Regions from separate parts of the Homo sapiens genome. Here region 1 is linked to region 2. A link is an interaction called in ENCODE POLR2A ChIA-PET data of the cell type or tissue named here. Cell type or tissue: OCI-LY7. All regions are shown on one strand. Links, peaks and the distances in the headings refer to the core of each region. The heading gives the core; the rest is flanking DNA. Region 1 overlaps RAPGEF5 (Rap guanine nucleotide exchange factor 5). Region 2 has its middle 32 kb from the start of RAPGEF5.

The links. Peaks named below come from ENCODE experiments on the same cell type or tissue, not always from the same donor. Only the 100,000 strongest peaks of a DNase experiment are listed, where the experiment ranks them.
Region 1: POLR2A ChIA-PET joins it to region 2 with 6 read pairs; 4 of 35 experiments call an interaction of 5 or more read pairs at or near these places.

Annotation. Positions count from the first base shown.
Region 1 is chr7:22,268,015-22,278,189 of GRCh38, forward strand. The region is part of intron 6 of RAPGEF5 (Rap guanine nucleotide exchange factor 5); the gene reads right to left. Among named protein-coding and RNA genes, the nearest start is that of RAPGEF5, 84 kb to the right of the region's middle. In OCI-LY7, for the core only: no CTCF peak of the experiment used is centred there; no DNase peak of the experiment used is centred there.
Region 2 is chr7:22,385,577-22,393,405 of GRCh38, forward strand. No RefSeq gene overlaps it. Among named protein-coding and RNA genes, the nearest start is that of RAPGEF5, 32 kb to the left of the region's middle. In OCI-LY7, for the core only: CTCF peaks have their summits at 5,298 and 5,498; a DNase peak (open chromatin) is centred at 5,145; H3K4me3 peaks cover 1,164 bases; H3K27ac peaks cover 786 bases.

The DNA.
Region 1 (10,175 bases), core at 3,480-5,979, 120 kb before region 2:
CTAGACCCTGAGACTCCACATAGGACTGGCTTTCTCAACAGCCAGGGCATTATCACCCCTGCAGAAGGCAGCTTGTCCCATCTGTCTTTATTGCTGCACTTTCCCTGATGGGCTAAGTGAAAGTCATTCAAAAATGCATAGTCTTGATTTAGCTGATTCTTTGACACTGTAAGATTCTCTCAGGAAAATTACACGGCAGTGAGAAGACAATCTTTGACACCGTAAGATTCTCTCAGGAAAATTACATGGCAGTGAGAAGACAATCAGTCCCTCTCCAACCTTAGGAGTTTGAGCTCTGAAAATGCTCACAGTTGGAAAGTTTACAGTTAAAGAACTTAGTGGGAAGAGTACTGAGGCAGACAGAAGTGATGAATGACCACAAGAAAACCTTCGTAAGTACTGGTATGCATACTCAAATAAATTTAAAAAGCATCGAAGTAAAAATATCAATTACTGCATATTTTACATATTTTAAATTGTTTGTAAGGTTTATTGTAGTATTACCAGTTCTTTTTAGGATTTTCTTCATTCACAGTGTCACAAATATTTGGAGTTGGGACAAAGAGGCAGATTATAAACATTCACAAGGGTCTTGTCAATGGTTTCTAGATTCTATGATCTCCCAGGGAAAACCCCACTGTGGCACACACACAGGGAGAAGGCAGAGATGGAAAATCATGCACGAGGTGGATCACTTAATTTGCTCACAACGGATCGAAACCAGTCATCTCCAGCTTCCTCTTTTAATTTTCCACACCTGAATTCCCTTTATGGGATTCTCAGTTTTTCCTTTTCCAATTAGAAAATGATGCCCAAAATAGAAACAGCTCAGAAAAGGAAAGGATTATATTCCCACCACTGTATAACACTACAGCTTTTCAAAGAGTTGACAGAGAAAGAAAGGAAAGAATGAGATGAGCGAGCAAAAAATGGAGCATTTCCGGGGCACTTGGGAGGGTGAGAGACAGGCAGTGAGAAAGGCATGAAGAACTTCACAGTTCAACTTAGAACCTAGGCTGCTTTTTTACATAAAATAAATGAGATTACTGTACTGTACTACACTACATCAACTGAACCTCTGCCATGGGAGGATACGAGTATTTTATGCAAAGGAGGATGTACGATAGCTTCCGTGTTTCTGCATTGGGAGGGAAAAAGTTTTTGACAAAAAAAAAAAAAAAAAAAAGAAACCCAAAGATAGGTTAGTCTTCCTACAAGACGCAAAGGGGAAAGTGCTGATCAAGCAGACCACACACTGGGTAAGATCCCTTTCATGCTGCTACAGCATCTTCACAGTTCTTTTTTGTTTTTTTAAATGACCTAGCAATCAATCATTTAAAGTTGTGTGACTAATGCCTATATTTTGGCTGGAAACTCCACTGAGGCAGGGACCTGTTTGCCTTTTCTTCACATTATCCTGGGCAATTGACACTCACTCATTAGCCCACAAGAGGTGGTTGAAGAGACAACCCTATTTATACAAAGACAGAAGGAGAAAACACAGAAAGGACCGAGGGGAGAGAAAAAACTTCCCGAGGGAGGACAATGAAAATTCAGAGAAGGCATTCCCATCATAAGTTACTCCCAGCAGAAATCTTCAGAACATGTTAGAAGGATTCAAAGCTGGCCTTTGCAAATAATTGTTAGGTTTATATGAAACTGAATTGAAAACTAAAACTCTGAGCAATTACACAAACAGGGACTACACTTTTCTTTGTGTGTTAATAAGGGACCTGTTGGCACTGGAAAAGAAATGTCATACTCCAGTGCCAGTTGAGCCTTCAAATAACTGAGGCTCTGGCTGACATTCTGACCACAACCTCCTGAGACACCCTGAGCAGGAACTACCTAGCTAAGGTGCTTCCCAACTCCTAACATGTGGGGGATCAGTCAGATTGGTGGGAAAAACTATAGGGAAAGGACACAAACCTTCTGAAAGGTCGAAAGGTTCTGCAGAGCCCCGGAGGAGAACAGGTGAAGGCAGCTGTTCTATAAAACTGAGGCAGAGGGCAAGGAGTAGGTACAAAAGAATGTGGGGGAATTTATCTTAAACAAGCTTGCTTACTTGTGTTGACCAGGAACTGACCTTTGATCATCTATGTACACCTGACATTCCCTGAAAGGCGAACAATGAATGTTAATTACCTACAGGTAGTGTTGGCTCCAGGTTTTTGGCACTGTGCCTGCACTGAATAAAAGCAAGCAGCTCCAGCTTCTCAGGGCTGCTCTCTGGCCACTAGAGCCAGGCAGTCACCTAGGTGCTCTCACACTGCTTACCTGTGTCTGAGTACTCATTTCATCCATCTGCCACAGTCTGTGAGACAGACCCGGTACCAACATAATAAATACACGTTGTTTCAAATCTGTAGATTCTGGAGTCATTTGTTATGCTGAAGAGTCTTTTATAAGACAATGATGATTTTTCTACTGTAATCTAACTGTGTTGTTGGCTAACCTGAGTTCCTCTCACCATGCCTGAAATAGAGCCACTGTTGGGTTAGGCTTGAGAAATGTACCAAATGTAGTAGAACCATGTTCTGATACTGGCCATGGTTTTTATCCAATGAGGATACAAAACCACTGCCTAGGTCATTAGAAAAAAATGCATTGTTCTTAATCTGACAGAAACAGTAAATTATTAGCTTGGCTTTTCCTGTCATAACCCTTCCCTACTATAATCCTTAACTCCTTTTCAGAACTCCCTGGGACTAGATGTATTTCAGAATTCAAAATTTTACAAATTTCAGAAAGGTATCTTCAGTGAGGTCTGGGGCAGCAACTTGTAGTCAGATACATTAATATTTCTTCCATGAAATGCATTACTATTCAAATCAAATGGGATAAAGGAAGACTAGAAAAAGCCTAGAGTTTTGCCACCAAATATGTTCAGTTTTGGTTGGATTTTGCCACCAAGTTAGTTATGAAGAACTTTTGTTTTTCAGAGTTTTTCTAATGTAGGACTGTGAATAAGGGACTGTAAACCTCTACTAGTGTTACATTAAAGTTTCCCTCCCTCATCTTTTTCTCATGTTTCTTCTTTCCCAATTGCTATTTGGTCACTACTTTTGGTCTACTTACTGGGAAATGCTTTCTTTAAATAGCTTGAGTTTTCATCTAGTTCAGCAGTTCTCAAACTTGACTGCACATTAGAATCATTTGGAGAGGTTTAAAAAAAATACTGATATTTAGGCCCCAACTAAATCAGAATCTCGGGATTGAACCAGGCATCAGTGTGCATTGTTGTTTCCAAGATTCCTAGGTGATTCTATTGCATCCAGGGTGAGAAATCACTGCTCTATTCAACAAGTATCTTACTTTCTCCAAGGCCCCATATTTCGACCTTCATTTCAACTGAAAATTTTTAGTCTGTACTTTGTCCTCCTCTAATTTAATTCATTTGTAAAGGAACGTGGCCTTCACTGTATTTAGATATAAAATTATGCTATAATCCAATCAAATAAGATTCACTTACTATAGTAGCAGTTCGACAGACAAGATTTATTCAAGTACAAAGAAAATTGCAAGGAGGCTTTTAAGAACCTTCAAGTTTAATTTAAAATATAGTTTACTCAATATAAAACAACTATGCAATTCAAAACACTTGCAGCTGACAGTTATATTTGGCCTTGTAAATGTCTAAATAGAGGACGATTAAAGGACTGATAAAACATATCCCAAATTTTTCCCTCTCCCCTAGTTACCCAACAGAAACTAGAGTCAGAAACATGTTGAAATGTTTTGGCTTTCTATCTTGGATAACCAACATGGCTGTTCACAAAATAGCCTTGACATTCAGTGAGAATCAGAGTCAGTCTTATGTCCAGCATTCTGTCTTCTTTTTCCTCTGGCAGTTTAGTAGTGCCTTTGGTCTTAAAATCCAAAGGCTCCCAGACCTGTTTTGCATCAAAGCTAAGATTCAAGCAAACTCTGAGTGACAGAGAGTTTCTCCATGGGAGAGGTTAACTGAGAAGACATGAGCAGGCTTGCTGGAAGAGGAGGCCCTTGAAAGCAAGGTATGAAGCTCAATTAGAAAGTCAAGGAAAGTTGGGCCGGGCGCGGTGGCTCATGCCTGCAATCCCAGCACTTTGGGAGGTCGAGGTGGGCAGATCATGAGGTCAGGAGTTCGAGACCAGCCTGACCAACATGAGGAAACTCCATCTCTACTAAAAATACAAAAAAATTAGCCGAGTATGGTGCACGCACCCGTAATCTCAGCTACTCGGGAGGCCTAGGCAGGAGAATCACTTGAACCCGGGAGGCGGAGGTTGCAGTGAGCTGAGACCACGCCATTGCACTTCAGCCTGGGCAACAGAGCAAGACTCCGTCTCAAAAAAAAAAAAAAAAAAAAAGAAGGAAAAAAAAGAAAAAAAAATCAAGGAAACTCATTTTGAGAGGACAGAGCAATATTAGCAAAGGTCTTAGTTACCAAAGCGTTGTCCTTACAAATTAATTTTTAATAGAATTGCCAATTCACAAATTCCCTAAAGGCTTTTAGTAAATCTATTAATCTTAGAAACATTTAAATTTTGATGCCATGATAGAAATGTTTTTAAAATACAGAGCCCATTTTTCTCAATTTCCTAAACTAAATGTAAGAAGAAACATAATCTAATATTCTTCCATGTTTTATTCCCAAAAAATATACAACTTTTAAGCCATTATATAATGTTAAGCTAGTATGGACTTTAAGAATTCTAGAAAAAATAAATAAATATGCTTCTTAAGAACCGTACTTTTATTTTTTATTTTCTTATTTTTTTGAGACAAGGTTTCGCTCTGTTGCCCAGGCTGGAGTGCAGTGGTACGATCTCAGCTCACTGCAACCTCTGCCTTCTGGGGTCAAGCAATCCTCCCACCTCAGTCTCCTGAGTAGCTGGGACTACAGGCGCCTGCCACCATGCCCAGCTAATTTGTTTGTATGTTTTTGTACAGATGGGGTTTCACCATGTTGTCCAGGCTGATCTTGAACCCCTGACCTCAAGTGATCTGCCCACCTCAGCCTCCCAGAGTGCTGGGATTGCAGGCGTGAGCCACCATGCCCAGCCAAGAAACTACTGTTCTCCACCAAATAGTTTATTTAACAGATAGTTATTTCCCCAATAACTGCTGTCATCACATCAAAGAGGTGTTTGTTAAGCATGCTGTGATGATAAAATGTATCTATCCTTACTCATCTGTTTCAAGGCACTTAGGAGTATTTTTTTTTTTTTTTTTTTTTTTTTGAGACAGAGTCTGGCTCTGTCGCCCAGGCTTGAGTGCAGTGGCGCAATCTCGGCTCACTGCAAGCTCCGCCTCCCGGGTTCACGCCATTCTCCCGCCTCAGCCTCCTGAGTAGCTGGGACTACAGGCGCCCACCACCGCGCCCGGCTAATTTTTTGTATTTTTAGTAGAGACGGGGTTTCACCATGTTAGCCAGGATGGTCTCGATCTCCTGACCTTGTGATCCGCCCGCCTCGGCCTCCCAAAGTGCTGGGATTACAGGCGTGAGCCACCGCGCCCGGCCAGGGGTATTTTTAAATCACTTAAATAGACTTGTTTAATGCAAACAAATATGCATGTTAACTTTATTGTAACTGAGATAATAGCTGGCCATTTAAAGACTAATATATGTAGAAGTGATCTGAAACTAACAAAATGAACTGGAATAGTCTTCTACGATTTTAAACGTCTATTAAGTCTGCTACACATGCACCTAATATGATAGAGGTTCACATTAAAAAGATCTGATAGTTGAGTACAAGCATACTTTGAGTTAATGGGAGTTGGATTACTTAGAATGGATAACAGTGTTTTTAGGAATATTACTAGAGGTATATTCAGGTCACACACACAAAAAATGGACTCCAGAAAGATCAACATCTGGATTGCATTTGGTTTTGTTAAGGTCCATGAGGAGTAGATAGTATCCACAGGAGAATGACCAGGAGATAGTCACCTCCCTGTAGTTCAACTTGACGAACACAGCCATCCTCATTTACCTTGTCATCTCTGCACAACTTGACTATTACTCACTCCCTTTTTCTTAACCATTGGGATTCCATGGCATCCCATGCTCCAGGTTTTCTCCTTCCTCTCTGGCTACTGCTTCTCTTCTCCAAAGGCTCCCCTTCTTCTGCCTTTTATAAAGACTTTGATGTCCCTTAGTGATTTATCCTCAACCCTCTTGACCTTCTTCTCTTTCCATTCACTCACATGACTTCAATTATATTTGCATTTCCAGCCCATATTTCCTGGGCCCTAGATCCCCATAGCCATCTACCTTCTGGACCTGAAAGTCCCACTTAGTGGCTCAAACTCAACATTTCCAAAGGTGAATTCACTTTTTCTTTTTTTGAGACTGGGTCTCACTCTGTCACCCAGGCTGGAGTGCAGTGGTCCAATCATGGCTCACTGCAGCCTCCATGACCAGGGCTCAAGCAATTCTCCTGCCTCAGCCTCCCGAGTACCTGAGAGGACAGGCACACACCACCAGGCCTGGCTAATTTTTTAATTATTTTTAGAGATGACATCTTGTTATGTTGCCCAGACTGGTCTTAAACTCCTGGGCTCAAGCAATCCTCCTGCCTCAGCCTCCTAAAGTACTGGGATTACAGCAGTGAGCCACTGAACCTAGACTGAAGTCACTTTTTTACCAATTCCGCTGCACTCCACAAATCTGCTCCATGAATGGCACCATCAGACACCATAGTCCCAAGCCAGGAAATAAGGTATCCCTGATTTAGCTCAGCCCATCACTGTCTCCTACTCAGGCCTCTGTCTCTAATTTTTCTCTCTCCATCCCACATCATTCTCTACTCTGCAGTCAGACTAAATCATCCTAAAATATAAATTTTATAATATTATATCTTTTCCCAAAAAACTCTTCAAAGATTTCTCCATGACACTATGACAGAGTCCAATGTCTGATACTGCATATATAGCGTTCTTCTGGTCGGGTCTTCAGTATCATCTCTATCTCCATTCCTCCTTCCAAAATCCATGCTCGAAGCTTATTAAAATATGGCATTTGCTATTCCCTGGATGGACTATGCTCTCTCTTTGCCCCAGGTCTTTTCACATATTCTGTCTGGAATGCCTCCCCACCTCCCCGCCTTGTATGGCTGTCACTTACTTACCCTTCAGATCCCAACTTAGGTACCATCTTCTCCTGAGCGCCACTCACCTCTCCTGTGTGAAGTCCTGTTTATACTCCAATAGCACTCTATACTTGTTTCAATTATAGCATGTATCACACTCTAATGAAATCTCCTCTTTAGCTGGAGGGCTCCAAAACTAGTTTATAAGCCCGCTGAAATGGACTTCTTTATTCATCATTATGAACCTGACTCCTGGCACCATTCCTGGTACATACGTTTGTGATCAAGAACACAAGTAAAATGTTTACAGTTGTTACTGAGAAGGTGTAGGGGGAACATGATCATTAACTTCAAGTATTTCAAAGTCTGAGGCTGAAATTCAGACCAATGGAGAGAAGTTGCAAAAGGACATGTTTTAGCTCAATGTAAGAACTTTCAAATACCCAGAACTGTCCACAGTGGAAATGGTCTATTGAATTTGTGAGATTCAATAGGAGATGCTTTACATGGGAAGGTATATATCAGAAGTGCCCCAAGGATTGTTCTAAAGATTTGTTTTAAGAATGTCTCATTTCCTAATGACCCCACTACCAAAAGAGAACAAGCATGTTCTCTTTGGAGACCATGGGGGTTGTTCATGTCACCTGGGAGTTGGTGACATATGTCAGCCTGCAGTTGAACAGCTGGTGATGTTATGGCCATCTAATCCACCTCACAGAAATAGAGGTGGTACAAATCTGAATGAATAGATAAAAAATAACTGTTGGAAACCATTTCCTGTCGTGGAAATCTCATGAATTTCATGGTACAAACAACAGAAGAAACTACAGATGTTTACAAGAACTCAGAAGAACAAGCTAACGACACTAACATCTTTTCAAAAGAGCAGGTGTATCTGTGTCTTCAGTTTTCAAAGCTGCTCTTACAACCTCTGATTGGTAATTTCTCTGAAGCCCTAACTGCTGATCTACCTGAATTTCCTGATAAATAAAAATTTGTATATAAAATGTATTTTAAGGAAATAAGTCTATATTAGACATTTTAATTTTTGTTGTAATAATAAAATAAAACGTTATGTTTACATAATTAAAATTTTAATTTTTATGTCTCAAGTTACTTTTTTTGGTGTTTTCTGGTAGACCCAGCGTATTATTCAATCTACAAAAAGCTCATAAATGATTCTCAGGTGGATTTTCATGATATAGTTTATTTAACAAAGCATCTCCAAAGCCATAATATAATTTTTAAACTCATGTCTTACTACGTCTTTTATTCTATGTTACACACCATTCCATACATATCTTTTCTCAATCATCGTGCCCTTTGGAGGTAAGATTATAAACTACAGCAACTGTGTAACTACATCAACAGTGAAGTCCCAGACATTCTAGGGATCTTCTATGGTAGCAATCTCTCATTTGTAGGGACAGATTCCTGTAGAACCTTGTAGGGATGTTACATTACAAAGACTGATATTGGGATAAACTCAGATTAGCGAAGACTGTTTCCAGCTAGAAATTCTACGCATAAAAACTGCTAACAAGTGAAGCCTCCTAGAAGACCAAGATTCAGAACCCGAGATCCAAAAGTCTAAAACAAGAGTAGGAAATCTCTAATTATTTTATGCCAACCTTGAGAGAAGCTGTAGTTTCCTGACGGTGGGGTGGAGTCACAGTCCTCTACCTCATAGGATTGTTGTGAGATTTAGACGAATTAACATGTATAAATCATCGGGACTGATTGATCCGACACAGAGTAAGTGCTATTTGAGTGTTATCTATTATCATCCTCATCACATTATTAGAATATAGTTGAGCTGAATGACAGAAGAAAGGACATATCCAGTCTTTAATTGCTTTAATATTGCATATGTTTAAGCCCTTTCTTCCACCTAAATTATAAACTCTTTCACAATCAGTATTTCCTCCATTTATTATATTTCACCTACCTAGCCCAGTCCCATTGCAACTAGAATAAAAGAGGCTGAAGCATTTCAGTGAAAATGTGTAAACAGTGCTTAAAGTGCTTTTTCAGACTTTACTTTCAGACTTTACTTTAAAAATGAACTTTTAGATTTCTATAGAATTCTGAAGCCTTTATAAATGTATGAAGGACAGACTTCAGGTTTCAAAATTCACTTTGAAACGTCAGAGGTATCAATCAACTTAAGTAGCTGTGCCCTGGCAGCTTCTGACATTCAAAAGAGAACTGCTGTATTAGAATCAGGAGATTATGGGTTCAAATTCAAATTCAAATCCAAATTCAAATTCTTGTATTTAACAAGAAATGTGCATTAGTTTAGTATCTCTTCCATTGCAAATTATCACCCATTTTACTGCTTAATATCCGCTTATTATTTCATATTTGTATAGGTCAAAAGTCCAGTTACAGGTTGGCTCAACTGGGTTCTCTGCTTCTCACAAGGCCTCGTGTAAGGCCCAAAGCAAAGTACCTGCTGGGCTGCACTCCTAACTGGAAGCTCTAGGGGAGCATGTTCTTCCATGCTCATGCAGGTCATTGACAGAATCCAGTTCTTACGTCTGTAGGGCTGAGGTACCTGTTTCCTTGCTGGTTGTCACCCGGAAGCTGCCCATAGCTCCTAGGGCCCTCTTTCTGGTTTTTGCACATGGGCTCCTACATCTCAGAGCCAGCAATGACATGATGACCCCTTCTTAGGCTTAGAATTTCTTTCACCTTGACTTCTGCCATATTGCTTTGACTCCCACAAAAGCAAGTTCTCTCCTTTATTTTAAAAGCTCATATGTTTAGACAGAGTCCACACAGACAATCTAGGTCTGTAGCCTTAATTCTATCTGTAAAGCACCTTTTGCCCTGTAATGTAATATGTGCAGGTACCAAGTGGGGTATTCATGTTTGGGGGACCATTTTACCCGTTACAGAATGACACGGATCCTGAAAAACAATCCCTCAACACCTTGTTAGGGCCTTAAAGTCACTTGCTAATACAGCCTAGCTCTGGAACATGATTTACTTGCTATAAAATCTTCACTAGATTACACCAAACTCTCTTTCCCTTTACAACTTTCTCCTGTTGTACCCAAAAGTCCCAACCAGTGCCCCAAATTCATCTCAAATTAA
Region 2 (7,829 bases), core at 3,892-6,391:
AAATTAGACTGCCCCCCACCACGCCTTGAAAAGATCTGGGGACAGTCTGATCACAGCCCTGCAATTCCCTGCCCTTCCTTCTCTGCCTCTTTTTGGGGCTGCCCTAACTCCCTGCAGAAAAGACGACCCTGTTGTCAGCTTCCTGGATGTTGCCTTCCTTTTTGAACTATGTCTACATACACAAAGGTTCTAATTTTTTAAAAAGACTGATTTTGTAACAAAGAAAATATTTTTACTGGGTCGGTGGTAGCGGGTGGGCAGGAAGCAGAGTTGAATCCTGTGTACTGCTGTTACACTACTTCTCCAGTCAAATTTTCAAGGCTTTGCTTGTGGGTGCAAAGTCTACCTATTGCTTTTTGTGTTATTGTGGTCAAATACACATAACATAAAATTTACAATGTATACCATTTTTAGGTGTACAGTTCAGTGGCATTAATTGAATTAGGGCACAAACCCCAACTCTCCATTTCCCTCTTCCCCCAAGCCCCTGATAGCCTATGATCTACTTTCTCTCTCTGTAATATGTCTAGGTGTCTCATGAAAGTAGAATTGTATCGTATTTGTCTTCTTGTGATCAGCTTATCTCATTAGCATAATGTCTTCAAGGTTCATCCAAGTTGTAGCATGTGTCAGAATTTCATCCCCTTTTAAGGCTGAATAATATTCCACTGTCTGTGTATACCATAGTTTGTTAATCTATTTATTTGTTGATGGACTTTTGGGTTGCTGTGCCTTTTAGCTATTATGAATAATACTGCTATGAACATTGGTATACAAATATCTGTTTGAGATCTTGCTTTCAGTTCTCTTTGTTATGTAGCCAGTAGTGAAGTGGCTGGCTTATACGGTAATTTTATGCTTAATTTTTTTTTGAGGAACTGCCTGCCATACTCTTTTCCACAGTGGCTGTACCATTTTACATTTCCACAGCCATGCACAAGAGTTCCAGTTTCTCCATTTCCTTGCCAACACTATTATTTTCTATTTTTTCAATAATAGCCATTCTAGTGGGTGTGAAGTGGTCTCATTGTGGTTTTTGATTTGCATTGCCCTAATGATGAGTGATATTGAGTATTCTATTGCTTTTTGAATTGACTAACACTCCTTGGCTGGATAGTCAGTGCCCTGTAGCACTGCGTCACATCCTATATGAGCACCCTCTCTGCTTAGCTTTCTATTCTCCATCTTTCCTGAGGGGGGGCCTTTCTGTGCCATCCCTTGGCTCACCCCTACAGAGGCAGGGGATTTTGGCATAGTGCAGCTCAGCATCCCAGGATGCAGGTCAGGGTGAGGTAATAGGGAGACTATATCTGGAAGGGAAAATGGAAACTATCCACCATTCCAATACTTTAACAACTGCTATATATCCATCACAATATCTAGGACAATCATGGGCTCATGGTAGATCATGAATACTTATGTATTAGAATATATTTTTGCCAGATGTATTAAAGCAGAAGTTGGGGTTAAGCCTGTGAACTACCTACTTTACCTACAGTTTCAAATGGTTAATGTGGGTAACCAGTTACAGAATCACCCCTGCCATGACAGACAATTGTTTTGCCTTCCAGCAGTTATGAGTCCCATGCCATAATTCCCTCCTCTCACCATCAGTCCACAGGGTCAATACATGGATAATTGTTGAAACTGGACGATGGGGGGGGGGTACATAATCTTTAAATTTATGTACATTTAGAATGTTCCATAATAAAAAGTTGATTCAGATAAACATACCAGGCCTCATCACTGACTGTGTGATGGAACGGACCACCTATAGTCTTATTTATCCATCTATTTTTTGCATTGGGTAATTAACTTGAGATCTATGGGCAATTGTTATTAAATTTAATTTTTTTAATTATACAATTCTACAAAGTCTAATGCTTAAGGCAATTTCTATGTCTATGATGTATAAGCATAAATTATTTTATAGGTCATTATATATAGTCATTTTAATGTTATGCTTATTGTCTGATGAGTATATAAAATAACATTTAAATAGCATTTAAGTAACTCCTATAATTACACTGAAAAATGTTTCCCAGTGTTACTGAAATCGGTTGCAAATCTTAGATACATAAAGTACTAGAAAAGTAGCCAAAAAAAGAGACAGGGACTCAACATGCTGCCAAAAATAATAATAGAACCTTGAATGTTAAACAGCTTTTTAAAAAGCTCTTCTCTGGAATGAAATGCATTCACTCAAGTTGTTCTTCCCCATCCTCCTGCTTCTTGTTATAGACGTGCCTTGCTGGCTGACTTCCTGATCGGTTGGTGGGCCCAGTCCTACTGAGTCACCCGGCTGCAACTGTTGAGTATGAGTGTGTGGAGCTGGTGGAAACCAGGATGGAGAGTAGGCTGGAGACTGAGCACTTGGGAAAATTTTAAATTGGAAAAAAACCACAAATGAACGAAAGCACTGAGTTGCTGCTGTGAGGGCAATTTGCTCTCTGTAGGCATCACAAAATGTATTTGATGATTGAGGCCAAAATTGGTCTATTTGCTTTGTTTCTTTGGAGAAAAATGAGAATACCAAGGATCGTCCTCTGGTTGGCATCACGTTCCTCTGTGCACAGTTATTTTCTGTTACAAATGGTTTTTACAGGTCGTATAAGGGGTAATGGGCAAGAGTTAATATTTTTCTGTTGTCACTCTGGAAAGTACATCAGGATCTTTCATTTCAATCTGTCCCTCTAAGTCTGGTTGTCCCTTTTCATGTACTCAAAGGAAAGTTGGCATGGGGCCCAAAACATAGTATGGGGTGTACCGATCTCCTTGGTCTGACCAGTTCAGCTTGGACCCTAGAGAAGCTCAGCCAGTGTGGACCAATTTGTGAAGAAGGCCACCCAGTGCTTTCGTCTAGGAAATGTTCCTAAAGTCAAGTCCATGTTTCAGTGAGTCTCCTCAGTTTTAAGAGGAGGCACAGAATGCCACAACTTCTAAGCTGCCTGCTTTTTAAAATGTTAATAAGTCATTAAAATTAGATAAGACAAGGCCGGGTGCAGTGGCTCACCCCTGCAATCCCAGTACTTTGGGAGGCCAAGGCAGGCAGATCACCTGAGGTCAGGAGTTTGAGACCAGCCTGGCCAACGTGGTGAAACCCCGTCTCTACTAAAAATACAAAAATTAGCCGAGTGTGGTATTGCGCACCTGTAATCCCAGCTACTCAGGGGAATTGCTTGAATCCAGGAGGCGGAGGTTGCAGTGAGCTGAGATCACGCCACTGCACTCCAACCTGGGCAACAGAGTGAGACTCGGTCTCAAAAAAAAAAAAAAAAATTAAATAAAACAGTGTGCTTAAAGCATGCAGCACTGTGTCTAGCACACTGTAAAAGTCAATAAATGTTAGCTCTTATTTATGATTATTCTAACTATGAGCACAACGAACTTTATTCTAAATTACTTATTCACTTAGCAAACAACTATTGAGTACCTACCATATGTCAAGCACAGTTTTAGTCAATATGGATGTGGCAGTGTACAATCGAGCCAAGATCCCTGCTCTCAACAAATGGACATGCTTTGAAAGGGAAAACACAATACATTGTTCAACTAAATAATTCCTTTAACAATTGTCATAAATAAAACAAAATGAGAGAGTGGGGATAGAGAGTGACTGAGGGGAATAGGATGGGGAGAAAAGTTGACTCTAGATGGAGTGACCAAGGAGAGCTTCTCCCCAGAAGGGATTGGATGGTGAGATGGAGTTGCCATGTGAAGATGCAGAGGTGCGGTAACCCAGGCAGAGGGAACAGTAAGAGAAAGGCCCTGAATAGACCCCATCTCAACACTGAGCCCTCTTACCACATGCAGTGGATGTCAGGCTGCAGGCCTCTTTGCTGTCCTTTCAATAGTTTCCGTGTTCAAGGCATTTAAGTACTCAACCTGCAATCAGATTAAATTGCTGCCAGAAGAGCTGTGGTCCTTAGGTGAAAACTCACCCATTTCTACAAGTAATGTAGAATTTTTAGTTTAAGCAAGCATGAGAAATGACTCCTTGAATAAGCAGTGCTTGATTGTCACTATTGCCCATTTCACTGGAAGAGCCCACCTTCCATCTTGGGACCAGGCCCATAACTCACTGCTACTCAAATCACAGAGGTAAGAACCAGCAGATGAGATAGGTTGGCTCCTGCTCTGCCAGTAAGTAACCTGCTATTTGCTCTTAACAGGTCACGTAGACCTTCTGTGACTTTGTTTGGTCATCTGCAAAACCAGAGGAATGGGTTACACCAGTGCATGTAAAACTTTCATGTGCCTTCCCATCTCCTGAAAACTTTGTTACCTGCAGACTCTGTCTCAGGAGTGTGGGGCAGGGCCTGGGATTCTGCATCTCTAACCAACTCCCAGGTAATGCTGAGGCTGCCCACCCTCAGACCACACTTTTGAGTATAGAGAGTTTAGATTAAGTACCTTCTAGCTCTAAATCTAGGAGTCTGCATTCCAAGCTTACTAGGACTTGAACTTCAAGTCCTTGAACTGATCTTAATCACATAAAAACCTGTGATGACCAAGACAGGTATGAGCTTCCTGCAATAACCAAGCTGTGCTTCCTTCTGGGTTGTCCAACCGTTGCAAGTCAAGATCACTGCCTCACCTTAGCTACCTGGTACTGCAACACCTATGCATCCTGTGGCAGGACTGGTGAAACTCATTATCACTTATCAAAATTGATATGATGAAATGAGGAAGCTTCGATTTCATAAATGTGCCAACATTCGGGCTGGGATGGAATGGTTTGTTTCCCCGAATAAGCTATAAAAACGGAACACAATAATTTAATTGACATTATTTGATGGATGAATGTAATCACTGAGTGAGATTCTTTTAAAATCACACCAAATTCCATACAGTTCTGGAAGTTCAGTGAAAGATGTTATTGTTGATTTTACTTTAATTACTCCTGCTGGGATTTACCTTGAGCGGGTTATTAGGCAGGTAACAAATCTAGATTTTTTTAAGAGTGGAAAATCCTTCAACTCTTCTGAGCAATATCAGTGTCCCCTTGGCTTCTTATCCCTAAAAGACATAGCTGAGGTGGTCAGTTTCCCGTGGCTCTCAGAAGATCTGCTCTCTAACAGGCCAGAGGAAGCAGAAGCATGATGACAAATAACTCAGGAAATGACAGACTTTTGTTGCACTATTTAGAGAAGGGAAGAAAGGTAGCATAATAGGGCACACTGTCATTGTCATAAGAATGGTTTACATTTGAATATCACCTCACAGTTTTTAAAGTGTTTTCAGGAAGTGACTATGGTTATCACCATTTTATGATGGAAGACTGCAGGCTAGAGGGAGCTGTGAACTGATAATTGATAAACAGAGCATCTGAACTCAGGTCTTCTATCCAGTGTAATTTTCAGCCTGTGGATAATCCTCCAATTACAGAACCTGAACCCAGTCTTTACGCGTTTTCCCAAGCTCACAGAGCATGGCATATAGAGGAAGAACAAGATTCTATCCAGTTCTGTTGATTCTCAGATTGACATCCTCTATTGTCAACCCCAAGACCTGTGATTACCTTTGTTGGACTGTTAGGACTACACAATCTATATTTCCCATCAAACATGCTCTCCTGTAGAGAGTTCCTTGGGGATAGACTGAGCCTAGCCAGATGTCAATAAATGGCATAAGATAATTAACTGACATTTCATTCAATCCTTCAATGTTTCTTCTCCCAGACATCAGTCCAAAGGTTCAAAGTGTCAAGGGACAGCCATCCAAGGGGAAGCAAACAAATGAAATAGGACTTGTTCTCTCTAATCCCTCTCAGGCTATGCAGGGCACTCCCTGGGGTAAGGCTGGCCATTTCAGAAAACATACTATAAATACTGTCAGTTCTTACCTGCCTTTTCAATCAGCTTTCTCTTTTTTAAATGTTTGCTAGGAAGGAAGATTCTCCACCTGAAGTGCGTGAACATACATTTCCAAACAGGTGATATCGCCAAACATGACTCATGGAGAAGTCAGTTGTTTTACAAAGAACTTGTAGGAAACAAATAGCAAAACATATTAAATATGCCTCTTGGCCAAGAATTGAAATCAGTGAAGGGCAATAACAAAGAAGAGAAGTATTTAGCCATGATTTCTACCTATTGTGAGCTCCTTATATTGTTCACAGGAGCTGCAACAAATATTTAGAAACAATCATAATACATAGACAACAATATTACCATATAGCAAAGCCTCAGTTAGTATTGATTTTATTGACTTTCCAGACACAGCAGGTAGTTGTAACTTACAATTATGCCCATAGGTGAGAGTCTCTATTTATGCTATCATACAAGACATTTAAAAAATTAATTCCGGCCGGGCGTGGTGGCTCACACTTGTAATCCCAGCACTTTGGGAGGCTGAGGCGGGAGGATCACGAGGTCAGGAGATCAAGACCATCCTGGCTAACACGGTGAAACCCCGTCTCTACTAAAAATACAAAAAAATTAGCCAGGCGTGGTGGTGGGAGCCTGTAGTCCCAGCTACTCGGGAGGCTGAGGCAGGAGAATGGCATGAACCTGGGAAGCTGGAGGTTGCGGTGAGCCGAGATGGCACCACTGCACTCCAGCCTGAGCGACAGAGCGAGACTCCATCTCAAAAAATAAACAAATAAATAATTCCAAGCCAGGTGCAGTGGCTCATGCCTGTTAATCTCAGCACTTTGGGAGGCTGAGGTAAGATGATCACCTGAGCTCAGGAGTTTAAGACCAGCCTAGGCAACATAGAGAGACCTTGTCTCTACAAAATAATAATAAGAATAAAGTTTAATGAGCCGAGCATGGTGGTGTGTGCCTGTGGTCCCAGCTACTCAGGAGGCTGAGGTGGGAGGATTGCTTGAGCCTGGGAGGACAAGGCTACAGTGAACTGTGATCATGCCACTGCACTCCAGCCTGGGTGACAGAGTGAGACTCTATCTCAAAATAATAAAAATAATAATAATAATTTCAACCCTAATGAATCAGACCAAATCACAGGCCAAAATCCAGTACCTGGTATAGAGTTAAATATCCCCATTCCGGACACAATGGAAAGCCAAACATCAGCAGAAACATTCAGGGTTTTTATTATTTTCTTTTGATTTTTAACCTGTCCTCATTCTCTGTAAGATAACACTGGTTTTTATCATTGGCATGCTCAATTGAACCATGGCCCTGGCAAAAATTAAATTGGTCATACCCACCTATCCATTCCCCCCATCCCCATCCCAATGATGCTGGAAAATGGCGAGGAAAATGATGACTATGCAGGGCTACCCAATGGTGGTGACAGTCTCTGAGGACTCCGAGCATCATGCTGCCAGTGGGTCAGCCCTGCCACACCTCTATTTGGGCATGACAAAAAGCAGCGCTTGGGGCAGCTTCAGATGGAGGGGTGGGGAACTGACTTCCCTTCCTGCCGAGACTCCAGGTGGAGTCTATGACCTCTTCCTGCCCTATTGTGTTGGAGTTAGAGAAAGTGTATGTGGCAGGATGGGGTGGAAGTGAGCAGGATGGCAGAGGTACGGACAATGTCCTGACAAGGAGGCAAACTTGAGGAAAAGGCAGAGGGCACACCATTTGGACCAGGGCCCCTGTTCCCTTACCTCACTGCCTTTGTCTCATTCTCTCAAAGGACCTGATTATTTGCTAGGAGCTAATACAGGGATCCAGACCCCCCACAGCCATCCACTTTCCAAATAAGCAGTAGACTCATTGATAGCCACAGCAGACGAGTCCCAAAGCTAGGGAATCCTGGTACCAGGAAGAACCTGGATTTTCCCATTAAAAGGACCTGGATTCCCTTCCTCGCCCTCCCATTCTGGTTCAACCGCACCTGATCTGGCTCTCTAGCTGTAA